Linked DNA regions of Homo sapiens: region 1 is linked to region 2. A link is a contact called in ENCODE Hi-C or POLR2A ChIA-PET data. All regions are on one chromosome and are shown on one strand. Each heading gives the region's core, a stretch centred on a gene start or an enhancer-like site at or near the end of the contact. The rest is flanking DNA. Distances are from core to core; before and after follow the strand shown.

The links. Hi-C counts contacts between places; a loop is a spot of excess contacts on that map. ChIA-PET counts read pairs that join two places held with the same protein, here RNA polymerase II (POLR2A). Pooled maps may share reads with other maps.
Region 1: a loop to region 2 is called in a map of G401, with 3 times the contacts of the local background. The contact joins two enhancer-like sites. A Hi-C loop is called at or near these places in 4 of 168 maps with a recorded cell type or tissue (A673, Calu3, G401 and 1 more) and 7 of 50 pooled maps. POLR2A ChIA-PET finds 5 or more read pairs at or near these places in 1 of 52 experiments (K562).

What each region holds. Positions count from the first base shown.
Region 1 is chr5:142,386,461-142,391,390 of GRCh38, forward strand. The region is part of intron 3 of SPRY4-AS1 (SPRY4 antisense RNA 1); the gene reads left to right. Among named protein-coding and RNA genes, the nearest start is that of SPRY4-AS1, 64 kb to the left of the region's middle. RefSeq lists an enhancer at 2,146-2,647. Within about 2 kb of position 3,116, at least 8 of the 41 ENCODE cell types and tissues checked have a DNase peak (open chromatin) inside an H3K27ac peak, as active enhancers do; they include A673, where a contact is called at or near this core.
Region 2 is chr5:142,539,119-142,543,970 of GRCh38, forward strand. No RefSeq gene overlaps it. Among named protein-coding and RNA genes, the nearest start is that of FGF1, 140 kb to the right of the region's middle. Within about 2 kb of position 2,067, at least 10 of the 41 ENCODE cell types and tissues checked have a DNase peak (open chromatin) inside an H3K27ac peak, as active enhancers do; they include A673, where a contact is called at or near this core.

The sequences.
Region 1 (4,930 bases), core at 1,866-4,365, 150 kb before region 2:
ATCCCCTTGAAGCTCATTTCACCTGCAACTTCTGGGAATGAATTGGCTGCCAAAAATAAGACCCACGTGGGGTGGGGGCAGGGGGGTAATTAAGTGCCTCCCAGGAAGCAGGGGCAAGGATACTTCAATATCTTCCAGATTCCTAGAGTGTGAATGATGTGAGCTTGCCTTGGGGTGAAGGCTGCTGGAGTCAGCTCTTTCCGATCCTGGCTAGTTTTCTGCTCCTAATAAAGGCTTCTTTCATGGCTGGGCAAGAGGAAGACTCAGATGGCCCTCCGTGGACAAGGGTTGGTTCCCGAATCTGTCCCAGGTAACTTCTTGTTCCTCTGGGTCTCTGTGTGTAATATCCCCAGAGACAGAGGCCAAGAGAGGGGAAAGTGACTACACTTACACTGCAGGCCAGCGGAGGGGGTGGTCAATAGCTGGTACTTCCTCTTCCAGCTCTTTTAAAGCATTTTAAAATTGGATTAGTGTTTCAACAAACACTTGAAGGTTTGCTTTCCTCGGAGAGGCCCGAAGGGCTGAGGAAGAGCCTTCATCTGTTTACTTTTTCTTTATGTGGAAATCTACTTGGGCTGTTTCTACAACTAGCTTGCCCCTCTCCCTTGGTGCCCCCTCCACCAGGTAAACCTCACCCCCTAACTTCCAGGCAGGTCTGCATTCACCCTCAGGGCCCTGGCCCACCATGGCTTTCTGGGTTGGCTGAATCCTCGTGCCCTCCAGGAGCACTTTGGAGCAGCAGGGCTCAGGCAGCTCTCTCTGACCTGTGCCAGCCTTGAAAGTTTTCCTGGAATGAAGAAGTGAGCTGACAGTGGACAGTCCTGTGTACTTCATCTGCTTCTTGCAGGGAAACCAACAGAAGCGGTCTCTTTCCTCCTGTGGGTAGAGAAAGCCAGGAAGATGGGGCAAAGCCTTGGGAAAACAGGTGGCTCTCAGCCCCACCAGAGCTCTTTGTCCTCATCCTTTTTATTTAAGCCCCTGCTTGGAGCCAGGCAGTGTGTGTGTGTGAGAGAGTTGTGCAAACAGATATGTGCATGGATGTATGTACAGAGGAAAAAAAGACTGGGGCAGGGCATTGTGGAGCTCTGAAAGGGAAGGAGGGCAGGCGGTCAAAGTAGACTTCTATGTTTTATTCTGTGTATTAGTATATTATATATGAACACATTTAAAGTACATATTGAATAATAAGAGAATTATCCTCTGAGATCCATGTGATCACTGTTAACTGAAGTACAGGGTCAAGCCTTGGAAGATTCAGGAATGACTTCCCAGAGGAGGTGGCGGGCAAACAGAGATCACAGGATAAGTGGAGGTAGCTGGATTCATTTTATAGACATTTGTTGAGTGTCTGTTGTGTGTCAGATACTATTTTTTTTTTTATTTTTTTTGAGATGGAGTCTCGCTCTGTCTCCCAGGCTGGAGTGCAGTGGCATGATCTTGGCTCACTGCAACTGCCGCCTCCCGGGTTCAACTGAGGCAGGAGTGCCTCAGCCTCCCGAGTAGCTGGAACTACAGGTGTGTACCACCACGCCCAGCTAATTTTTGTATTTTTAGTAGAGACGGGGTTTCACTGTACTGGTCAGACTGGTCTTGAACTGACCTTGTGATCTGCCTGCCTCGGCCTCCCAAAGTGCTGGGATTACAGGCGTGAGCCACTATGCCCAGCCCCAGATACTATTTTAGAAGCAAAGGATCTAGCAGAGAATAAACACATAAAGATCTTGCCATTGTGGAACTTACAGTCCAGTGGAGGGAGAAAGATGAACAAAAAGATCATATGATGTCAGGTGGTATTAAAGAAGAATTAACACTTATGGTAAGGAAGACTTTATTCAAGACTATTGCAACAGGAGTTGACTTTTTTTCTTTTTTTTTTCTTTGAGATGGAGTCTCTGTCACCCAGGCTGGAGTGCAGTGGTGCGATCTCGGCTCACTGCACCCTCTGCCTCCCAGGTTCAACCGATTCTCCTGCCTCAGCCTCCTGAGTTGCTGGGATTACAGGCACATACCACCACACCTGGCTAATTTTTGTATTTTTAGTAGAGATAGGGTTTCACCATGGTGGTCAGGCTGGTCTTGAACTCCTGACTGACCTCAGGTCATCCACCCTCCTCATCCTCCCAAAGTGCTGAGATTACAGGCATGAGCCATTGCACCCGGCCTAGGAGTTAACTTTTGCAATAGAGGAAGGAGGTTGAGTTCATCACTGAATCCAGCAAAGACCTAGTTGGGCATTTATAATCAGAGTGAGGGGGTCATTGGGTGGAAAATCACTAAGAGAAGACACGAAGGGTAGGGGAACTCTTGCTAAACCAACTCAACAGGATTCTGTGGAAGGCAGGCCAAGGACTTACACATTAAAAGTGGGGGATGAGGAACTTGGTCAGATATTGAGGGTGGGGGAATGACTCAGCTGAATTATTTGCTAAAGGCAGGCCACATGAAGAAGAGGATCTAGAGGAGCCTGTCTAAAGTTTGGTCAAGGAGAGAGTCTTTGTTGGTGCTGTGAAGCAAATGAAGCAGCTGTGGGATAGTGAGGCTACAGAGTGACAGGTTAGGCCCTTTTTTTGTTTTTGAGATGGGTGTCTTCTTCTGTTGCCTGAGCTGTGGTGCAATGGCTTGATCATAGCTCACTGCAGCCTCGAACTCCTGGGCCCAAGCAATCCTCCTGCTTCAGCCTCCTTACTAGCAGGGACAACAGGCACCTGTCATTGTGTTTGGCTCATAGGGGTGCTTTTTAAATTTAATTTAGTTTTATTTTTGAGGTGAAGTGTTCACTGTGTAGCGACACGATCTCGGCCCACTGCAATCTCCGTCTCCCAGGTTCAATCAATTCTCCTGCCTCAGCATTCTGAGTAGCTGGGATTACAGCCGTCCTCCACCACGCCTCACTAATTTTTGTATTTTTAATAGAGACAGGGTTTCACTATGTTGGCCAGGCTGGTCTTGAACTCCTGACCTCAAGTGATCCACCCGCCTTGGCCTCCCAAAGTGTTGGGATTACAGGCGTGAGCCACCGCACCCGGCCTGCAGTGCTTTTTAATACTCAGTGTTAGCAAGGTCTTTAGGGCTGAAATCTGGATCATGTGTCAGAGCCAGACTTTCAAATGGCCCCCCTAGAGGGTGTGTTCTGGGTAAAGGAAACAGCCTGTACAAAGGCCCTGAGGGGTGTGTTCAGTGTGTTTGAGCAACAGTGAGGAGGAGGGGGTTTGTAGGGGAAGAGTGATAGGAAATAAGGTTGAAGAGGGTGGGGTGAGAGTAGATCATGCAGGCCTTATAGGATGTGATAAAAAAGGATGAGAAAGAAAGCTGGGAGGAAGGATAATTTGGATTTAGGGTAAGGGACAGCGTTGCTCATCTACAGGACCACAAGGGGTTCTGTGCTGCAGGGGCATAAGAAGGAGCATGTGCCATGTGGGGAATGCAGGGAAGCAGGGCAGAGGGACGTAGGAGAGGAAGATTAAGAGCCAAGGGGGAGGGGCAGGCAGGCAGGTCCTTTTCCATCTTTTCAGTCAGGGTTTCTCAATCATTTTAATGAGAGCCTCAGCCCTTGCGTAAAAATCAAGCAATAAAGGGAGGAATGCCTCTCTGTTTAACTTGAAGGAGAGCTACAGAAGATGGAAAAGAGGGTTAGTTGAAATAAAGTTGGAGCTGATCTCGCTTGGCTGGCTGCCCTTTCTATAAATATCGCCCTCCCAGTCCTGGAAATGCAGCAGTTAGGGTCCTTGTGAGCTACTGAGGAACATCCTTCCTGTTCAAATGCCCAGGACTTGGCTGCCTGTGCACTTCCATATGCAAAGTGCCTAGAAGCTGGGGAGAGGGAGAGTGCAGGGTCAAAAGTGGGGAATTCTGAGCCCACTCCTTTTACCCCCTGGGGGTGGCCTCACTTCCTCTGGGGGCTCTGACAGCTCTCTGGCCTGTCTTCAGCTTAGAAATCTGCAAAAGTCATTGGCCAGGCTCAGGAGAACTAATCCTTTGTGCCAGAGGTATGGTGGTATGGTGGGGAGCTAGCTCCTCGCTGGTGCTGAGCCCTGCTGCCCCTGGGGTTTTACTGGGAGAGAGGGAGAGGGTGGAGGGGCTAGTGTAATTCGGCAATTTGTGAGTTAAAAAGCAGATGAGAACCCACAGAGTAACGAGACATTCTTCTCTTTGCATGCAAGATTCTGCTGAATGTTGGAAGAGGAAGGAATATTTTTCTTGCTTTTCAGACATGACATCCTGTGAGGGGAAGATTTGGAACAGATGGGGGCCAGGGGAGCCTCACTGTATTTGCTTGTTTCACCACCACCTCCTCCCTCCCACAACCAGAAATGTCTTTTTCTTCCCGCCTAGGGAAGTTAATGTAAAGGCAGGTAGGGGGGATGTCCTGTAGATTAGGAAAGTAAGTTATCAGGGGTCAGGGAAAAATAATCCATTAGGTTTCCAGAAAGAATCCACTTTTCATTGCAGTCTCCTTCTAGGTCCAAAGATAGACAACTAACTCAAAATTGTATCTTCGCTTTAATCACTGCTCTGGTGATATTTGCATTAATGAAAGAGAAAAGAAAGCATCCCCAACAGATGGAAAAGGCGGCTCTCTGACTAGTGAAAGGTAAGGAATTTTTCTGAAATCTTGGGTGCACAATGTGGGAAAAACAAAATTGGTAATGTCTCATGGGATCAGCGCAGGCATCTGCACAGTTTTCACTCCGACTTCTGTCTGTCAGATTGACTGCATTAGAGAAGACCGTAAATGTGGTGATGGAAGTGGGCTGTGACACACTTGACTGGCTGTAGCAGTGTTCCTGGTAGAGCCACATTCCCAGCACAGCTGTGGGTAGCTGGGCAGCTAGTATGATGTTAGTCCCCAAATCACAGCCGATTCTTTCTGCTGTCAAATATACAGCCCCTGAGCCCCCTTCCCCTGAACCTGGAAGGGGGTTCTGCTGGT
Region 2 (4,852 bases), core at 817-3,316:
ACCCTATAATGGACATTGGGACAATTGGGGAAATTTGAATGAGCTGTCTATTAGGTAATTTTTTTTCAATGTTAAATGTCTTGTATGTTCTACCTTTTAGGAAATATTTAGGGATCATTGTGCTTCACTTTCAAATGTATCAGAAAAAATTATTGGGAGAAAGCAAATGTGGTAATATTGTAATACAGTTGAACCTTGAATAACAGGTGTTTGAACTGCTATGGTCCAGTTATGCTTGGAATTTACTTCCACTTCTGACATCCCTGAGACAGCAAGACAACCCCTCTTTTCCCCTCCTCCCCTCCCTCCTCCCCTCCTCCCCTTCCTGCTTCCCCCCTTCCCTCCCTGCTTCGCCCTCTCCCCTCCTTGCTTCCCCCTCCCCTCCTTCCCTCCCTGCTTCCCCCTTCCATCCTCCTCCCCTCCCTGCTTTCCCCTTCCCTCCTCCCCTCCCTTCTCCCCCTCCTTCCTCCCTCCCTCCTCCTTCTCCTCTTCTTCCCTCCTCTTCTTCCTTTTCTGCCTACTAAATGTGAAGACCTTTATGATGACCTTTGTGATGATCCTTTTCCACTTAATGAATAGTAAATATATTTTCTCTTCCTTATGATTTTCTTAACATTTTCTATTTTCTAGCTTACTTTATTGTAAAAATACCACATATAATACATTTAACCTACAAAATATGTGTTAATCAACTGTTTATGTGATTGGTAAGACTTCCAGCCCACAGTAGGCTCTTAGTAGTTAAGTTCTGGGGGAGACAAAAGTTATACTCCATTTTCGGCTGTGTGGGGGTCTTAACCCCCATGTTGCTCAAAGTTGAACTGCAGTTGGTGATTTAGGTAAAATGCATATAGGAGTTCATTGTATTATTCTTTTAGTTTTTTTGTAGCTTAAGCTTTTCAAAATAAAAAGATGGGGGTTGGTGAGACCACTTACTGAGTGTCTATGGCAAACCAGATAGGAGGTTGTAGATTCCTGTGGATTGTGACAGGGATATTAGGAATATTAAGGCATATCTCTACCTCCTTTTTGAGTGAATCCTCAATGGAGAGTGAATTGTATGCTTCCGTTCAAAATTTTCTCTTGGTTCTACCAGCATCAGAGACAGAAAGTTAGGCTGTTTGTCTTTTGGAAAAGTCATTCTGTGCTTGCACTTCCTAGGTATAGTGGGTGTCCTTAATCACGTTGTCTGATTTAATAGCATTGGGGGTCTTAAAAATCTTCCAAATAACTAGTGTTAACTTTATTAATGAAATTGAAAGGGTGATGAGATGCAAGTTGGTCGGGGGTGGGGGTGGTGAAGGTCTAAGAACAACAAAGAAGAAGAGGTGGGCCATGGGCCCCTTTAGTGGGGAAAGCAAATGGTCAAGGCTAAGAACCCAAAGCTTGGCTGTTGAGTTTGGGTAATAAACGGGAAGTGAGGCAAGCCAGTGCCCCAACCCCATCTGCAGGCTCTAAGTAGTAAAATGAATCCATGGGAGCGTCTCTGTTCAGGCCCCAGGTGCTCCTGGCTAGTGGTTAGGAAGCGGGTAAATTGGTGTCTCCTATTGTCCCACCTATTCACAGTTACCCCTCTTAACCACGGAATCATTGTCATCTGTTCAGCCATTTTTCTGTTATTTGATATTTGTTCTTTTTGCCTCAAGGAGGCTAGGAGAGTGCCCTATAGAGCTGAACTAAATAGCATGTACATTTGGACAGAGACTCAGGGTCTCACTTGGGAGCGGGGGCTGGGGGTATGGAAGTGGCTGAGCAGCAGCAGCAGCGACATAAGGAAGTTTTTGTGAGGCTGACTAGGGAGGGTGGGGAAGACTGGATTTCTGGTTCACCCCGACCACTGGTGCTTTCTGTTTTTAAAACAGACGTGCTTCATCCTTCCCAGAGCAGGGGCCAAAGATGGGAACTCGAAATGCAAAGTCCCAGCCGGGGAAATTAAGCTGCAAGAGCTCAACGCCTGAAAAATATTGACTGTTTCTTTTTTTAAGCTAATATTCCAAATTTCTTATGAAAGTCAACTTAGACATCCAGGACACAGGAAACAAGGCAAGAGGCCGCAGCCAGCTGCCTCAGAGGACCCGGGACACTTTCTTAATAACATCCAGATGGTTCCACAGGAATTGCTAACATCTTGAAAAAAAAAAAATCAGCTGTGGGAGAAATCGAGATTCAAGTGGTTTAGGAAGGACAGCCTGGAGGAGACTCCCAAGGGACTGAGAGTGGGTCTGAAATAGAAACCTCTCTGGTGGGATGACTGCTTCCTACAGCAAGGCTGGAGAGGACTGGGTGTAAAAATCCAGGGCTTCTCTTGGAGACTTAGGGTTGGCAAGGAGCCTTGACAGAACTGGCCTCCTAGTCATGTTAATCCATTCACTAGCCTGGGGTTGCAATAACTTTTTACATTATTTTTTCTGTTACATTTACTTCACAATCTACTGTATCTGTTAGGTTCTGCAGGCACAGGGCTCAGGGCCAACAGGTTTTTGAGGGCCTATAGCAATATTTAGCCCTGAAAAAATGTTACATAGATAGTATATATAAAATCCTATATATGATATGCATCTATATAGACAGCAAAATATATTTATTTATTTTTTATTGATTTATTTTTTTGAGACAGAGTCTCGCTCTGTCGTCCAGGCTAGAGTGCAGTGGCACGATGTCAGTTCACTACAACCTCTGCCTCCCAGGTTCAAGCGATTCTCCTGCCTCAGCCTCCTGAGTAGCTGGGATTACAGGCACCTGCCATCACGCCCAGCTAATTTTTTTGTATTTTAGTAGAGATGGGATTTCGCCATGTTGGCCAGGCTGGTCTTGAACTCCTGACCTCAAGTGATTCAACTGCCTCGGCCTCCCAAAGTGCTGGGATTATAGGCGTGAGCCACTGGGCCCAGACTTAGACAGCAAAATATAAATATATTTTCCAACAAATGAAAGAACCCCACCCCCCAAATTTAGTGGATTAAATGCCTATAATAGCTAACCGATTGTATCAACTCCATCAGTTCTTAAGTTTAGTATTCGTTAAAAGCTTTATTTCATTTGGAAACAATCTGTATGTTAGATTTTCTCATTTCTGAGGAATTGTTTCAACATCACCTCCTTGGAGCCCAATAATTTTAAAAGCAAAATTTTTGAATCCTTCCATAGTTATGCTGCATGCTGTGGAATGAAGAGGCTGCGGCTCACCAAGGCTCACAAAGACCTTACCACGATCCCGGGTGTTCAGAAGAGGTGTGTGTTTCTTCCTTCCTCCCTCTCGTCACAGTTGCTGTCCCCCAAGGAAGAGGAAATGACTTGCTTGTGGAATCCGTTTGCAAGCAAATCACTTATTTGGAACCAAAAATGGGGGAGAAGGAAGTAGGAGCCATAGACTCAGGGCTTGATCAGGATTCCGCAAGCCTTAGAGTTTTCCACTCCCCACAACATACCTCTCACCTGGGCCATTTAGAGGCATCTCCTGCCTCCCACTCTGTCTCTGCCTGAGGTCTACACTCCGCGCCCCCCCACCACCCCCCAGCCCGACCCCCACTTTAACAGGATTCAACTCCTTTGTCTGACTGTGACCACAGGTGATGAGAGCTGGGAGGGCGAGTTGGTTGGCCTTTCTTGCAGCTCCCACATTCTAAATCAGGAAGCATGCAGGAGTGGAGAATGAACAGCAAGAATATACACAGCCTGGAACTTCCAGTCTGAAATGTCTAGGGCATTTAGTATGAAAAATCTGTTCATAACTGAAAAAAGAAAACACCTAATGCAGGAACCAGAATTTTCTGCAACAAGCAACATTACCAAAAAAAGACCAGCCAAGAGGGCTTGCCAGAATTGGCTATAGAGCGTTATACCAGGTAAACTCGTCAGATGGAACCATGTCTTTCCTTTGGGAGAACACTGACATTTAGGCTTTGGCTTCTTGAGATTCTGCTGGAGGACTTTTCAGAGGAATGCAATGACTCCTTCCTTCCTCCCTGAACTGAAATCCGGGCTATTACAATTCCAAATGGACACAGAGTCCTGCCAAGTTTATAGGAAATTGGAATGACAGCTTGGGTTCCCACCACTAGGGATAGCAGAAGCTGAATGCTCAGAGAATAAGTAACATTTCCCTGGTGATTCCCAGTGTGTCTATTTTTATTTTAAGGAGTTCTGTGTTTTCATTCAGTTTTGTGAATGGAGGAATCCATATGGAATTTTCACCAACTCTACTAAAATAAAAGCATGTAACTTTTCAGCAGTGTACTGAAATATCCACAAAGATTCAAGGTTAGGTTGGAAAGAATTCCAGACATTCACTTTTGAAGACCTGTGAAAAATCTGCTAACTTCTAATGGGTACCTTCTGGGCATATGACAAAGGACAATATCAGTTGCTAAATCCATCCATGTACAAGAGATATTGTCTTCAACAAAGCACAGCTCATCATTTAATAGAAGTTACAAAGTAGTTACTCTAAGATAAGCAGCTTGTTTTAATAAATATCAAGTATGAATATTTATATATTTTATTGAAAGTGCAGGATTTTGGGGGTGGAATGGGAAAAAGAGACTGATAAGTCCCATGCATAAAACAGGTATATTTTTACTGGTAATTTCCAGTAAGTTTTCTTGAACATGTATATTATTCACGACTATTTGAAATTATCTTGTTTGTTCATTTGTTTGTTTACTGATGGTGTGATTCCCAGCTTCTTCAGTGTCCACCTCCACCTCTTTATTTCCTCTCTAACATAAGCTGCACAAAACAGGGAGCTTATCTATCTTGACTCTCTACCTCCAGACCTAGAAGAGTGCCCGAAACATGGTTCTAAGTAAATGATTTTCTCCCCTCTTCATCCAACCGACAAAAATTTCCTCCT